Linked DNA regions of Mus musculus: region 2 is linked to region 1. The links are chromatin loops, found by intact Hi-C in ENCODE. Cell type or tissue: left cerebral cortex. All regions are shown on one strand.

Region 1 (8,000 bases):
AAGTTAATGTTGACTGAATAATTATATATACATATGTATGTATGTATGTATGTATATATGTATACACACACATACACATATTCAAAGGAAACTAGAGGAAGTTAGGAAGCAGGAAGGGAGATGTTATAGAGACTGAAGAAGACAACCATATAATCTTAAGTGTGAGAGTGTCAGTTCTGGTTGTACGTTTAACAATACTTTTGCAGGAGTCACCCAAGACCATCAAAAATCATGGATATTTACATTATGATTCATAACATTAGCAAAATTACAGTTATGAAATAGCAATGAAAATGATCTGATGTATGGGGCTATCCGAGCATGATGAGTTGTATTAAATGGCCACCACATTAGAAAGTGTGAGAATGACTGTGTTAGGGTGTTGATATTCTCTTTACCATTTTAATGGCTAGTTTTATATAGTTTTTACAAAGTTTAGGTGTCTAGCCATTTTTTCAAATACTGGCTAAAAGACAAATGTTATCTGCCTTATCGTGAAACTGAAAGCTGGTTAGAAATTTCCCCCTGTGCCAATGAGTTCAAGGCTCTTTCCCACATTCTCTTCTGTTAGATTCAGTGTATCTGGTTTTATGTGGAGGTCCTTGATTCACTTGGACTTGAGCTTTGTGCAAGGTGACAAATATGGATCTATTTTCATTTTCTACACACAAACTGCCAGTTAGACCAATGATTGAAGATGCTTTCTTTCTTCCGTTGTATATTTTTGGTTTCTTTGTCAAAGATCAAATGCCCATAAGTGTGAAGTTTTATTTCTAAATCTTCAATTCTATTCCACTGATCAATGTGTCTATCTCTGTACTAATACCATGCAGTTTTTATCACTATTGTTCTGTAGTATAGTCAGAGATGGTGATTCCCCCCAGAAGTTCTTTAACTGTTAAGAGTTGTTTTGCTATTCTCGGTTTTTTGCTTTTCCAGGTGAATTTGAGATTGCTCTTTCCATGTCTTTGAAGAATTGTTTTGGGATTTTGATGGGGATTAGGTTGAATCTGTATACTGCTTTTGATAGGATGGTCATTTTTACTATGTAAATTCTGTAAATGCATGAGCATGTGAGATCTAAGATTATATTGAAAATGTTTTCCATCACGGGCTCCTATGTCTCACAGAATGTTAAGGTTATACAAATGGAGAAAATTAAGAAAACAAAAACAGTCAAACTCTATGTTTCTTAAACCCAATGCTTTGAAAAGTATTTTGTATATAATAAACACACAAGAGGATGTAAATTCAGTTGGATATGTTTGAGTCTCCATGCAGATATATGAGTACTGAGTCTCCATGCAGATATATGAGTACTGAGTTCTCATGCAGATATATGAGTATTGAGTCTCCATGCAGATATATGTGTACTGAGTCTCCATGCAGATATATGAGTACTGAGTCTCCATGCAGATATATGAGTACTGAGTCTCCATGAAGATATATGAGTGCTAACTGAGCTCCACCTTGTTCTCTCTTGCTTAAGGAATGATATTAAATTATCAAAGTGCATCAGATGTATGAAGATGGAATAATAAAACCTGTTATTTGTACAAGTGATACTGAAAGTCATTAAACAAAGTAAAGGGAAAAAAGAAAACATTACAAATGAGATAGGTCAGTGTGGCTGGCATTGTTCAGTGGTAATTTTGAAACCAATTTATAGTGTTCTAAAATTAAACCATACATAAATTTCAGATTTTCCTACCACTGATGTTGGAAGACTTTCTGGGCATTTCATGAGTAAACAGGCTAAGGAAGTATTGTAGCATTAGAGAATAGTACTCTTTAACAATAGTTATATAACAGATGGACAATCTTGAAGCATCATTGTCCCAGCCTGAATGAATGAATGTACTAACACTCATGCTGAACAAATGAGGGTGAGTTTTGCATACCTTTGTGTATAGATTTTAAAGCATTCCTTTATATACAAATACTTCACTAAGGAACTTATTCATGTGACCAAATATTCATGAATATTTATAATAGTGCTGCTTGTAAATTCCTTAACCAGCAATGTTGGTGAGCTGAAGGCATGGAATTCTTGTTAACAATATTCATTTCTCAAATAGTTGAAACACTGGAAGAAGTAATACCCTTTAGGTATGAGGAAGGCAGTTGTATGTGGTTAATTCTGTGACCCTGATCATAGAAAAGGCCTGGGAGTTTGTCTAGTCTCATGAGCTTTATTCTTTTTTTCTCAACACCATTGCTATATCCATTTCTAAGTAGTTATTGTCTATTAGAAAAGTTCAGCAATTTTCCTGATCCCTCTAGGCATCTTTTCTGCAGTATCATAAAAATCACACACAAACTGGCATTCACATTCTGTAGAAAGACTTTTCTCATGACGAAACTTCTTAATTTTATAAACTTTGTTGAGGCATATTCTGTTCTGCTAGTATTTATGGATCCCGTGTCTGAAATATGAACTATTCCCAACATACCTCTATTGGAGGCAACTTCTATTCATGGTATTTCTTGTCTTTTCTTAGTTCCTCTGTGCCTGAGTTCTTTTCTCATACTTTGGCTGTGTTGTTTATGCAAGGTTTCATTAACTTCTCAAATGAGGCTCCTAAAATTGCAATGCTCCAATGGAGAGTTGTGTACTAGGTGATGTAGTTCACCAGTTTTAGAACATATGAAGAAACCCAGAGAAAGTGGTATTCTTCTTGAAGATCATAGCAAGAAAGTTAGAATGCAGAGAGAGGCTGTGGAATATGGAGGAAGTAGGTGGTGGCTGGCATCATGACAAAGCCAGGCTGGCAGTTGGAGTTTGGCATGCTGAGACAGTATGTAGCTTTCCTTCAGGTTATCCAGGGATTTCAGAATTTCCAAAGGCATCATCACATGATATGATTAATGGTTTTAGAAAACAGTGTCTTTTTATTGTTTAATTTAATTCATTGTTAAATTTACTTTAATTGATTTTAATGGTTCATGGTTTGTAAATTAGTGAAGGAAAGTAAAACAGCAGAGTTGTCCAAATGGATGAGGCAGAAGCAGAGAGAGACTGTAGACATATTTAAAAACATTTTATTAATTCTTTGAAAATTTCATGCAAAATATTTTGATCACATTAAACCCCCTCATGTTTTCTCCTTAACCCCCTCAACACTGGCATCCTTTCCCACCCATTTTAAATGCTTCTGTCTGTCTTCTTGCCCAGTGGTTATAGTTTGTGCTGCCCTGCTATTCCTGGAATTAAAGGCTGCTCTGGTGTGTGACCAGCCTACAAGGTCATATCACTAAGAGAAACCAAACACCTGATTCCTCCTCTTCTAGAAGCTCTCAAGAGCTTCTAGCACTTAAGCTTGTGTATTATGTAACCACCTCCTACCTCTATACTGCAAATACCTGCAAGGCTAAGTGTTGAAAATATGTTTTCAAACATAGGCTTTTAATAAAGGTTTGCAGATTAGTTCCCCCCTGGGTCCAAGGAAAAGCACAGCCATGCTCCCTGGAATTGCTACTGTTGCCTGTTTTGCTTTATGGGGCCACTCGAGACTTCTACAAAACAAAGTCTTTGTCTGACTCCTTCTCCTGTATTTTCACTTTATTGTTCTCCCTTCATCCTTCTTCTGGGCCATAAAATGAAGACACTAATCTTCCAAGCAGGTTGGAAGAAAAAGGACTCCACTACACAGATAGAAAGTCCTGCTACCAAGTGGTTATGTCACTCTGGATATGACTTATTCATCCAGGAATTGGTCAGACTTGTGTGTGTTTGGATGGAAATGAGGGGTGTGGGGTGGCAAAAAATGGGTCATATATCAAGACCTAATACCAGGTTCTTCTTGAGTGTCTCATTGATTTTTTTGCCTGATACCAGTAGCACTTTTATCTGCATACTCATAATCTGATATGCAGTTGACTGTCATTCCATTCAGGCCAGGTATGTCTTAAGGCCAAAATAAGGCATAGATACCTCTTTGTTTTTCTTGTTCTTCTGGCTCATCTTTTTGACTTGGTAACTCTCCTGTTAGCTGCTCTTTTGTTCTTCTGTTAGGTAATTCTCTTTAAGCAGCGAATTCTTCATCCTTTGATGCATTCTATCAATGGGTTGTCAATCACTTATTCCTTTCCTATAAAGTAGACATTCTTATATTCTGGGTAGGACTGCATGGACTAGGATAGATGGTACCATCATATTCAAATCCTGATATTTGTGTGCTGTCAAGTGAACTGAAGACTAGAGAAAGCACCCTGTGGAGGATCTACACCGATAAATGAAGACTCTGGGCTATGAAGAGACATGTGATACAGTATGACAAATAAACATGGGAGATTCTAAGAGTCTGGTGCTATAAGAGAACATAGGAGACATTAAAATATGCATGTAGGAATAGGTGGTAAAGATATCGGTATTCTGCTTTGATCCTTCAGTTATCAACATTACTTTAAGGAAGGATTACGCTTAATTCTAAATACTAGCTAGTACATTAAGAGAGGAATTTACAGTTAAAAAGTGCAATGTATAAGTATATGCATCAAGACTCACTTTTTCTTTCCTTGCAATATACTTTCTTTTAATCTCAGTGTGGGTTGGACCCATTGAACAAATGTGCCCACTTACATTTGTTCACAGCTTTTTCTTTCTTTTTTCTTTCTTTCTTTCTTTCTTTCTTTCTTTCTTTCTTTCTTTCTTTCTTTCTTTCTTCCTTCCTTCCTTCCTTCCTTCCTTCCTTCCTTCCTTCCTTCCTTCCTTCCTTCCTTCCTTCCTTCCTTCCTTCCTTCCTTCCTTTCTTTCTTTCTTTCTTTCTTTCTTTCTTTCTTTCTTTCTTTCTTTCTTTCTTCCTTCCTTCCTTCCTTCCTTCCTTCCTTCCTTCCTTCCTTCCTTCCTTCCTTCCTTCCTTTCTTTCTTTCTTTCTTTCTTTCTTTCTTTCTTTCTTTCTTTCTTTCTTTCTTTCTGGTACCTTTACTATGAGTACTCAGACTTCTATTTGTTTCTGAACAGAATACCAAGAAGTATATAATCACATATTCATCTATGCACGATTCCCAGAATACCAGTGGCTTGAAATCATGAAACTTCCAACTCCTTTCTGAATCCCTAATTAATTCCATCTTTTCTACCATGTAATAGATTATTTTTGAAGGGTGAAGAAATAAGTAATGGCAGAAAGATTCTCAACTCTGAAACAATAGAAAACATATCCTGTTTTAAGCAGATACTTCTCAGACCAAACAGTTTCTTAGACAGTCTATGTGCTTGGTAGACTGTGGTAGAGCATCTTGGTTATCTTCCTTTGCATAATTCTCAATGGAGAACTTAAGGAATACAAAGGTCTTATAGATCAGGAGTTGGCTATACAATTTCAATAGTTATGTAAATAAGGGGATGCTCCCACCAGTACAGTAATGGTATAATTGTTTTGGGAGTAACCAACTACTTTATGATTATGTTTGTAGCCCTTTCCAGTAAAAGGAAATCAGAAGGAGGGGGAGGAAGAGGAGGAAGAGTGGGGGGGGAGGAGGAAGAGGAGGAGGATGAAGAGGAGAAGGAGGAGGAGGAGGAGGAGGAAAAATCTTGGTATTGTAAAATTGAACTAAAATCTATGGCTGGAGATGTACAGACTCAGGCATATTATTGATATCAAGATTAATGGATATATATCAAAACTTGCATATAAATATTTATATTTAGATACTTAGACCGGCACTACTATCCACTTTGCCTAGAGAAGTGTCTTTTTGTAGTGTATAACAGTTACTACATAAATGGTTAAAATGCTAAGAATGAATGACTGTTGAGTTATCATTCCTAATTGGGACTCCCTGAGACCTAGTAGAAATCATGATAGAAGGAGATGGAAAGATTATAAGAACTAGAAACTGGGGAAGAGTCCTGTAAAACACTGTCTTCTGGATATGACATGGCTAATGCAGTTATGAACATGCAGATCCTAGCTATCTGCTATCTAAAACTGATAGAAACAAAAGGCATGAAAGGGGAATTAGATGGCATGACAGGGGATTAGATGGGAAGAGGGAGGGGATTGGTGGGAATTGGAAGGCTAGAAGCAATAGTAACAAGGTGATACGTTCATAGTATAATACATATACATACATATATATGAAATCATTAAAAATTTAAGTAATCCAAAAAACAAGGAGAACCATTTAAATAAACAGTCTTTAGTTAAAACATGAACAAAATTAGAAAAAAATATTATTAAATTAAGTATTATATATCTGTATACAAATAAATACAAATTATTCAATGTCCAATAGTTAGTTATCTATGGTACTTTCAAGCCCACACAATAATAATATGAGTAATTATGAATATTTAGAAAATATGTAACACAAAATATATACCAACGTGGGATAATTATGTCAGTAATGTAATAACACATTTGGCAATTTTGTCATTTATAACTAAGTAATTTCTAGCAGAAGAATGAACCAAAGTATTACTGAGTTCAGCCCATTTAGTCCACCTATTATGAACCTAATGTATCAGCAGTGAATAATACAAAGATCAGTAATGTTCTAACTTGTTTATTTTCCAGTGCCTGAAAGATGACCTAAACATTTTCAAAATTACTTGACAATAAAATATCTTTTAAAAAAAATTTATTCTTTAATCTTTTATTTTTCAGTCCAGACTTATTCCCTTCCAGGTCCACCCTCTGACTGTTCCATATCCCACACCTTCCTCCATCCCAAGAGGATGCCCCCCCCCCAAACACACACACATTCCACTGGACTCCCCTCCCCCTAGTCCCTGGGGCTACAAGTCTCTCAAGGTGCATATCCTCTGACTGAGGCCAGACCTGGCAGTCCTCTGCTGTACAGGTGTCCAAGGACTTACATCAGTTGGTTTATGCTTCCTCGTTGGTGGCTCAGTGTCTGAAAGATCCCAGGGAGCCCAGGTTAATTGAGACTACTGGTCTTCCTATAGGGTGACTCTCCTCCTCAGTTTCTTCCAGCTTTTCCCTAAGTCAGCCACAGGGGTTACCAACTTCTGTCCCTTGGTTGGGTGTAAATATAAAATAATTTTTAAACAGTATTGCAACATAATAGAACTTATGGTGAGAACTTCCTAAAAACAAGATATTAAAAACTAGTGGCTGGAAAATCCTTGTTGTGCTCTTCCTTGGGGAAGACTATTTCTACTGCTCTCGGCAACCCTTAGTTGTATGTCCTTCTTTGTGTAGGGCCCTGTCTACTTTAGTATGTTTATTGTGTTCTCTTCATTCCATTCATGTTGTAACAGCAATGTTGGTGAGACTTCCAATACTAAATGGTCAGCCCTGAAAACATACATTCATGTCACATTATACAAACTTAGAATATATATATATATATATATATATATATATATATATATATATATACATATATATGTGTGTGTGTGTGTGTCTGTGTCTGTGTGTGTCTGTGTCTGTGTGTGTGTGTGTCTGTGTGTGTCTGTGTGTCTGTGTGTCTGTGTGTCTATGTGTGTGTGTGTATCACAAAAGTTAATATGAGACTATAAATTTGGACAGAACAAGGAGGGATATATGGAAACACTGGTAGGAATAAGTAAGGGAGAAATGATGTAGTTATAATTTTAAAAGTAAAAGAAATAATTACTGCAACAGTGACTGATGAGGAGGATGACATGGAGCAGCAGTGTCCATGTCTAACTTGGCCTTAAATTTTGCAGGTGATTTGATAATGGTGGGTAAAGAAGCCATTAAGGTGCAGTAACTTCTTGGCCTCCTTCGGCCTTCCTATAGCAGTTTTACAGTCTGCTGTGTTCTTGCTTGGTTCTTGTTCTTCCTTCTATCTCCAAGTCCTCCAGTTCAAGTGCTCTTGAAACACACATTGTAGTTTTTGTTCTTGTCTTTGCTTTTGGCATTACTTCTCAGACATGTCTGTATCAACCAAATCTACAGCCCAGTACTCTACCATACATGATGTGCTTGGCCAGATACTACAGCTTCTTTCCAACTCCTGCCTCTGGGATATTAGTGGGATTATTTAATTTTATGATGCTGGACTAC
Region 2 (8,000 bases), 310 kb after region 1:
AAATGACCATGATTTAAAAGAAATGGCCCTTTGTGGAATTAGAGTTAGGTGGGTGTGAATCGCATCTTCCTGCTCAGTAACTATGAAAGTCCTTAAGCTTTTGCAGTTTACTCTTTGGTTTAATATAGATATCTGCACGGGATTTTTGTGCTAGTTAAATGAAACACAATATCAAAATTTTAAACAACATACTATGAGTTGAATAAATAATGTTGCTCATATTTTCTTGTCCTTACCAGGGTACAAAGCCATCCCTGTGTTTGGCCACATTTTTAATCCATGAAACCCTGGAAATTCAGATGCAATTAGAAACTTCGTCATATACAAATGAGGTGAACAGGAACATGAAACAGGTACTGTTCCCTAAGGAGAGATTAGAATGTGTTTGGATCTATACCACATAAGCCAAACCACCCTGCCCTAAAACCCTGGTACAAGCTTGCTATAGCCAGGACCCATGGGCAACTTGGATAGTGACCTCAGCCTCTCCTTGCAGATGAAACTTCTGGAAACACCATCAGCATCAGCATCAGCCTCAACCACAGGACATATTGGATCATGAGGCATCCCCGTCTTCTGGAGATGGGCTCCTATCCACTTTCAGGCAGAAGCTGCTTTTCCAAAAAAGCCCACTGCCTTTCCAAGAGTCTGGGCTGACACATTGGTAGACATATGGAGTCAGAGGTGTGGGTGGGTTGCACTTCCTTCAAACATGCAACTTCAAAGTCTCTGAGGGTGTCATCTGGCATGGAAACAAGTCAGGAACAAGTGGAACTCCACTGGAATTTCCAGTTATAAACGGTCCTATTCAGAGCTGTATGCTGAATTGCACAATAAGAGAACAAGGAGATGTTTCATACCATTGAAAGGCCTTGAGCACAGAATAAAGAGACACAACTTACACTGCTTTGTCTCTTGAGTTTTGAGGCCTGTTCTGTGTGACCCTAGGTTATAAAAATAAACAACAGTGCATTCTACCCCACCTTGGCAGAAGGCTTGCTTTGAAAGACTTACAGTTACTACATTCTAGGTAGAGTGTCCTTATAGGCTAAGGCATATGTTGAATTCAGGCACTGAAGAATCTGAAAATCGAAGAATATGAACTGAAAATTCTGTCGTGCTGGAGAGATGGCTCAGTGGTAGACTGTAGACTGCGCTTGTAGAGGCTCAGCGTGAAGGGCTATGGATCTACATGGGGTAGTCCACAGGAACCTTTACCTCTAGCTCAGTGACTGTAAGGGTGGTGGTAGTCAACACCTCTGGCCTCAGTATGTAGCTGCACTCTCATGTACATACACAGACATCTTGTTAAGAATTATAAAAATAGACAATAAAAAGTATAAAGCCCAACACTCATTAGCTATGCCCACTGCCTATGATTACATTTGAATCATTAACTGAATCCCTAATTAGCCCTGGACCATCCCCACCCATTTACCTTTCCTTTAATCAACTCACCCAGTGTTCTGTAGTAACTTGAGAGACCACCAATTTTGGGGATAATATTTAGAAAAAAATTCATAATTGTCCAAACTCAGAGTGCCATCTTATGCCAATCTGTCAGCATACAGGACAAGACAGATGAGTAAGAAGAACTTACATACATATCTCATGGAGTACTCTCCAGAGAAGTCTTCCATGATTAGAGGACAGAGACACAGAGAAGGTGTCTAAGATTCAGAACCAGCTAAGTACCAGCACTTATCCATCAGCCTCTTTTATATCACTCTTTCAGTTCTGTTTAAGCAACGTTGTTTCCAATACAATTCTCTTTCACCTTAGCAATAAAGTGATGCAAAATATCCTAGTGCACTAATGTGAATCAACTAGGCTATTCAGGATCCAAACAGAGATTTGTAGATATTACCCATAAAATAATTGAGACTATATACTAAGTACATACTCGTTGATCAATATCCAAAGATGATGATGTCCCAAGAACCTATTGTCTAATATTCTGTTTTTGATATGTAAAGTACACAGTATACATTTTTGGAAGTGCAAATGTAGATAGTACAGTGTAAAGTCTTTTCTTGTAACGCCCACTGTGTGTGTGTGTGTTAGTGTGTGTATGTGTTTGTGTGTGTTAGTGTTAGTGTATGTGTGTGTGTTTCTATATTAAGTACATGCATGTCCTGGTGCATATGTGGAAGTCTGAGGACAACTTGCAAGACTCAGCTCTTTCCCTCTTTCATGTAAGTTCCACATAACCAAACTCAAGTCATCAGGCTTGGCACCAAACCCCTTTATCCACTGGGCAATCCTACCAATTCACACTGTGCATTTTTGTATTGTAGGAATCATTCAAGTTTCCATAACACAATTTCCCCCAGACAAAAAGAGGAGATCTCTACTCACAAGCCAATTCACACTGGGAACACAAGGGTGCCAAGAAACTTCACAATGAAAGCTTGTGTTTGGGGTGTGTGTGTGTGTGTGTGTGTGTGTGTGTGTGCACGCGCGCGCGCGCACGCAAAGCAATGCAAATCCTAATCTAAGAGCATCACCATCCACTGGAAAGATGCCAGCCCCTCTCTCCTGTACATCCTCTGTGTGGATTAGTCACCAAGCTCCCAGTAACCACAATATGACCACTATGTAAGGAGGCTTTCTCCCTGAAACAATGCAGTTCTGTCTGATTGTCTTTGGGAGGCATTTACAGCTCGAGGACATAGCTCTGTTTTATTGAAAGTACTCAGTACTGACTTCTTAGAACATGGCTAAGCTCAGTTGGGCAATCACAGATGTTCCAGGGGGAGGTTCACATTCTTGCTATGGGGCACCCATCAGGGACACACACTGAAAGGTGAGGAAGTCTAAGCACAGCTCACAAGGCTCAGTGCAGGTGTGTTGACCTATTACTCAGACCAAATGCCACTTTCTCAGGTCATTGGTGGGATCTTCTCCTTAAAGGTTATACTAGGTGCATAATGGACGGAGTCTCCACTCTGTGTCAATAACTAATGAGATGAAATTGTGTCTATTCATCAACCTGGGTAGAGCCCTGGAATGTAGTAGCACTGCCCCGGGGACCACACTCCTGTGTACAGAACAAAGTTGTTATTTCTAGAAGAATGTGTCTGTTTCCCTGAGCCCTAGGCTTTCCCTATCCCCACCTCCATATCTAAGGATAGCAACCAAGTGTTCTTAAAATAATAAAAGACTGGCTGTGAGTCCTACAAAAAAAAAAAAAAACCTCAGGATTACAGTTTGTTTCTACTTGACTGAACAAGTCTCGGGCCACAGTACAGGAAAATCCTCCAACCACTATGCCCTGGCATCCTTTAGAATAATTGTCTTCCCTAAAACTTTGCTTCTGGGAGCTAGTCTTATGTAAGGTAGTGAAATTCATGGGGATTCTAAGATCTGGAGTTGAGCAATCTTACCTTGTCCTCTTTAGTAACTATCAAATGCAGGAGTGAGGGGGCCTCACTTCTGTGAACATGATTTTTGTTTCCCAGACTTCTTTCATTTAGTAACTGGCCACTCTCTCTTCCCTTCCTTACAGTTGGCAGCAGTGCAAGTGTAGGGGGCAAACTTAAGGTAGGAATAAACTCTGTTAATATCCATGTTCTGGACTTCTAGGTTGATACTGGGGAAAATGACATTTTATGAACCTATTAGAAGCACAGAAAGGAGATAATAAACAAAATTTGGGGGAAAAAAACTAGATTCTGGTTATAGCTCTGCCATCTATAGTGAGTGGCATGATGGCTCTTACCTACCAGCCCAGCCTCTGAGGACCTTCCTGATGATATCAATAACAGTTACCTCAAGAGTGGTAAGTATTTACAACTTAGAAAGTGGGACAAAGTATTTTACCTCACAACAGAGCATGGACAAGGACTTTTAAAAAAAGTCAGGTTTGGAAAAAGTCAAAGGACAGAATTCTAATTATATGATTTGAAAAAAAGTACTATGTAGCTAAAAGGTCTTTAGGAAAGTGAACTTAAGAAATTCTGAGTCAGGTCACTTAGTTGGGTTCCTATTTTGACAGACTTTTTAAATTACATTATCATAAATTTCTGAAAGATGTAAGATATAGCAGTTTCCAAGTCCATCAGACCATTGACCTTTTTCACAAGAGCATCCAATGACAGAAAAGAGGCTGGGGATGTGGTTCAGTGATAAATTGCCTGCCAGACAGGAGTTTCTCAGTATGATCCCAAGAATCTTTCAAAAGGTGCAGGCAGTTGGGAGAAATAATTGCTCTTAGGGAAAAGCTTTCTGATGAGCCCACCATGATGTTTTGGGGCCTGCACATATGCTCCCTTCCCCTGCAACCCTTGACATTGACTTTAGCTAATCATCATCATGCATTTTCAGCTAAGCTGCCTTGAAACTAAATATCGATAATGAAGAACTAGCTGCATCCCAAAAGTCTTCTCCCATCAACGTCTAAAGCCTTTTGCAGTGATAGCATATGAGCATTAACCACTGGGTATGACTCACATCAAGGATGCTAAAGTAAAGGAGTCCACAGCTTAAAACTCTCCCACAAGCACTAGACAGCAAGCCAGAGAAATGATCTCCATTGTGTTTAGAGGGATGGACACACCTGGGTATCCATGTATAGTCTTGTTTCTCAGAGAAACAGAAAATAATTCAGGGGAAAAAATAGGAACATCTTGTCTAAAATGACCCAGAGTCTAACAGCTGGTCAAAATAGGCATTGGTGAAAGATATCCCTTTATGCTTGTTTTTGTAACTATGAGCAGGTGTTTGCAATTAGCCCTTAATAGAACTTTGGAGCCTCTCTTCCAGTGCTAAATGATATCTGGCAATAGCATTTCCTCAGCATCCTAGAGGAAGAGTTTCCTTTGTTTTAGGTAGTTTGGCTTCTCTGGGCGTAAGATGGTATTAGCTAACCTGTTGGCACCATCAGAGAAAACACCTTATTGTCTATGGTGCTACATAAGCAGCTATTAGTGGCTAAGCAGCTCAAGGAGGTTCCATCTAAGCCAACTGAAAGCATGGTTCCACTTAGATCAGTGGTCCTAGGGCATTTCCTAGACTTTGTCCTCCACAGCAACTTGTCTGTGTCCACCAGATTCTAAGGTCATCCCTATAAACATCTATGCATAAGGAAAAGACAGTAATGATACTCCAGAGGAAATACATGTGGTTTTCCCTAGCACTTACTAGAAAGTTTAAAACACTAAGCATCTGAAAGAGAGCTATGTTTCCTCTTTGAAGTATTGATTCAAAAGGAATCACTCAAGTCTCCTATGCGAGAGGATTAGGAACTTATTCATGCCCATGAGGAGTCTTCAGCATGTGGGAGAGGTGATTTGGGAAACTCATACAATGAACTCAGAGAAGATCCAAGGGGTGTCAATAGCCTTGAGAGACAGTCTGAGCCAAGTCAGAGGGAAGGCTTCACTAGGAGGTATTCACAGAAGATGAAACAATTGACCAAGCAAAGAAAGAGAGAAGAGAGAGATTTCCCAGACTAGTAGATGAATATCCTTCTCCAGGTGTGGCCCCCTTCCTCTCACTACAGAATCTACTATTAGATTCAGCTGTGTTTAACTGAATTTATTATACCTTCAATGTCGCTCTTGTGTATTCATGGAGTCTCAGGATTAGAACATGTATATCTCTGTAGAGTAGGTAAGGAGATCATTCTGGCTGTGATACCATCTATAGTCTGAGATTTATCTACCTACAATATCAGTTGGATTTGAAAAATTCTCAAAAACGTGTCTAGCTCTGACCATGACTATATATGTATATGATATGTGTGTGTGTCTGTGTATGTCCATAAACCAGTCTGATAATCCAGGCCTGCAGCTCACATGATTATCCATTTAGAAGTGACCTAACAATAAAGGTGGCCTTGTCTTACTGCCCAGGCATGTACAACCCTACCAGCAATTCTACTTAGTGCTGACCTGCACAGACTCTAGAAACCTAGCCATCTGCACTTGGAACAATGAAGTCAGGAGATCTCTTTCTCAAAAGTGTTGTTAACTGTATTCTGAAAGCCAATATGTCTCCCGCCAGAAAGAATCGTCGAGATCACAATATAGCGCATTTTTAACTTTTTTTCTTAACTAGATACATTTAAAAGTTCATTTAAATGTACTCAAATCATTATAATAAATATGAGGACAAGCTGAAAACTAGAAGCACAAAATGAAACTGAGTTAGCAGTGATTCTCATTGGAAAGATTCCTAATGTCCAAGCATCATGGGAGAAAGGAAGTGGGGAGAGGAAAATAGCATAGCACAATGGGGAATTTTATCTAAAAAGAAATTCCAACGTGATAGACTGAGACCAGGAGTATACGTTTTTGCTCTGGTCCTTGAACTACATGTTGTGTTTTTGGGTTTTCTTTTCCTAAAATAGAAGTGGTGATAAATTGGGGTGAGATCCTTTAGGATAAACATTCTTTAAAGGAAGGGAGGCAAATGCTTCTCTCTCTCTCTCTCTCTCTCTCTCTCTCACTCTCTCTCACTCTCTCTCTCTCCTTTCCCTCCCTCCCCTCCCTATCTCCCTCCCAGCCCCATTCTGTAGCTCATAATTTACCAGCAAATCCCCAGCAGTGCACCCTCCACCCCCACCCTCACCCATACACACAGGTAGAAGATGCTATCTCTCAGTCTGGAACATTCCATCTTTGCTAACACTTCTTATCACCTGTCATCCGCACAGTGACCGTGAAAAATGTTTTCGGTGGGTGTTTCTGGTTCATTTTGTGATGGTCCCATGATGTCTGCCAAAGTTAAAGTTTAAACTCCCTGCCTCACCATTTCCCTTTATAGTACTGTGTGCTCGGCCAGTGTTTGGGCTGCTTCCTAAAGCCAGAAGTTTCTAGAAATGAAGGCAATCTAACTGTCCTCAGGTTTTTAATGGTGCTCTTATAGTGTAACAATGAATGTGGCCCTACCCTGCAATGCTTGCATTTCCAGCTGGTGTTATGAAGATCTCTATCTAGGAAAACACTTCCTTAAAAATAAAGCAACAGGTTTCAGCTTTGGAGACAATAGCAATATTGTCTTGGGCATTTGAGACTAAGTACTTATGGTACATAGAGATCAGTGTAGTCCTCTCATTCATTCCACACAAGTTACATATTGTTCAGCAACAAGCCCTGGGCAAAGTGAGATAAGAAACAGGATTTGGGGTCCTTCAAAGAAATATATTCAGTCTGTAGTCCCCACAGGATAAGATTATTTTTCATTGTGACATATTTTTACAGTGTTGTGGCTGCTATGGGCAAGAATTCAGGTGCTTTTCCAGCTCAGTCTAACTTTAAACACATCTGAAGCTGTAGGCGCCTGCAGCTTGTGTGTGTGAGTGCTGACTTGCATCAGTTTGCCTGTCTGTACTGATCTCTCTTCCAGCACTACTAGTAGTGCTAGTAGTAGTGTTACTAGTTTGAATGTATGGCAGGTGAATATAAGCGTTTGAGTAGACCGGGGCATGAATGCTTCACAGGTTTGTAAGTATATGTGGATGAAAACGAGGTTCCTGAAATACATGACTGGGGTAGGCCCATAGTTAGTAGTGTTCTGACTGACTCAATCATTGCAGACTTTTGGGTGTACTCCTAAGTCTGGTGCAAGCCCTGTGCTTTTTCCATTTTTCCATTGGGAAAGGGTAAAGAAAAGAAGATGCTAAGGCTGAATTTCTCCAAAGGACGTCCATACTGGAAAGACTGGTGGTATGTACTAGAGAGAGAATATTCTTAAGCAGAAAGGAGCTTGGCTCCAGAAACATTTCATCCTGTGGTGGCTCAGTCCACCATCAATTTTTAAAAAAAACATATCTTTTATTATAAGTGTGGAAATAAAAAAAGAAATATTTTCAATGTGCTGAGTGGATTCTCTGAAATATAATTGATATAATTTTCACGTACATTTAATATCTACTTCATCATCAGAAACAACCTGTCAAGAACATATTTACTAGTGTGAAGGTGACTGAATTTTCCTCAATAAGGAATTAACTTGTTTTAAAGGCCAAGTCAATAATGGTATTAATTGTAATGCTG

The links. A loop is a pair of places that touch in the nucleus more often than their neighbours do. Peaks named below come from ENCODE experiments on the same cell type or tissue, not always from the same donor. Only the 100,000 strongest peaks of a DNase experiment are listed, where the experiment ranks them.
Region 2: it touches region 1 in a loop (3-fold over the local background); 2 of 42 quality-filtered maps call a loop at or near these places.

The regions. Positions count from the first base shown.
Region 1 is chr12:10,163,534-10,171,533 of GRCm38, reverse strand. No RefSeq gene overlaps it. Among named protein-coding and RNA genes, the nearest start is that of Gm46324, 90 kb to the right of the region's middle. In left cerebral cortex, no CTCF peak of the experiment used is centred here; DNase peaks (open chromatin) are centred at 2,752 and 4,192.
Region 2 is chr12:9,850,911-9,858,910 of GRCm38, reverse strand. No RefSeq gene overlaps it. Among named protein-coding and RNA genes, the nearest start is that of Gm22845, 11 kb to the left of the region's middle. In left cerebral cortex, no CTCF peak of the experiment used is centred here; DNase peaks (open chromatin) are centred at 697, 2,588 and 3,219; H3K27ac peaks cover 347 bases.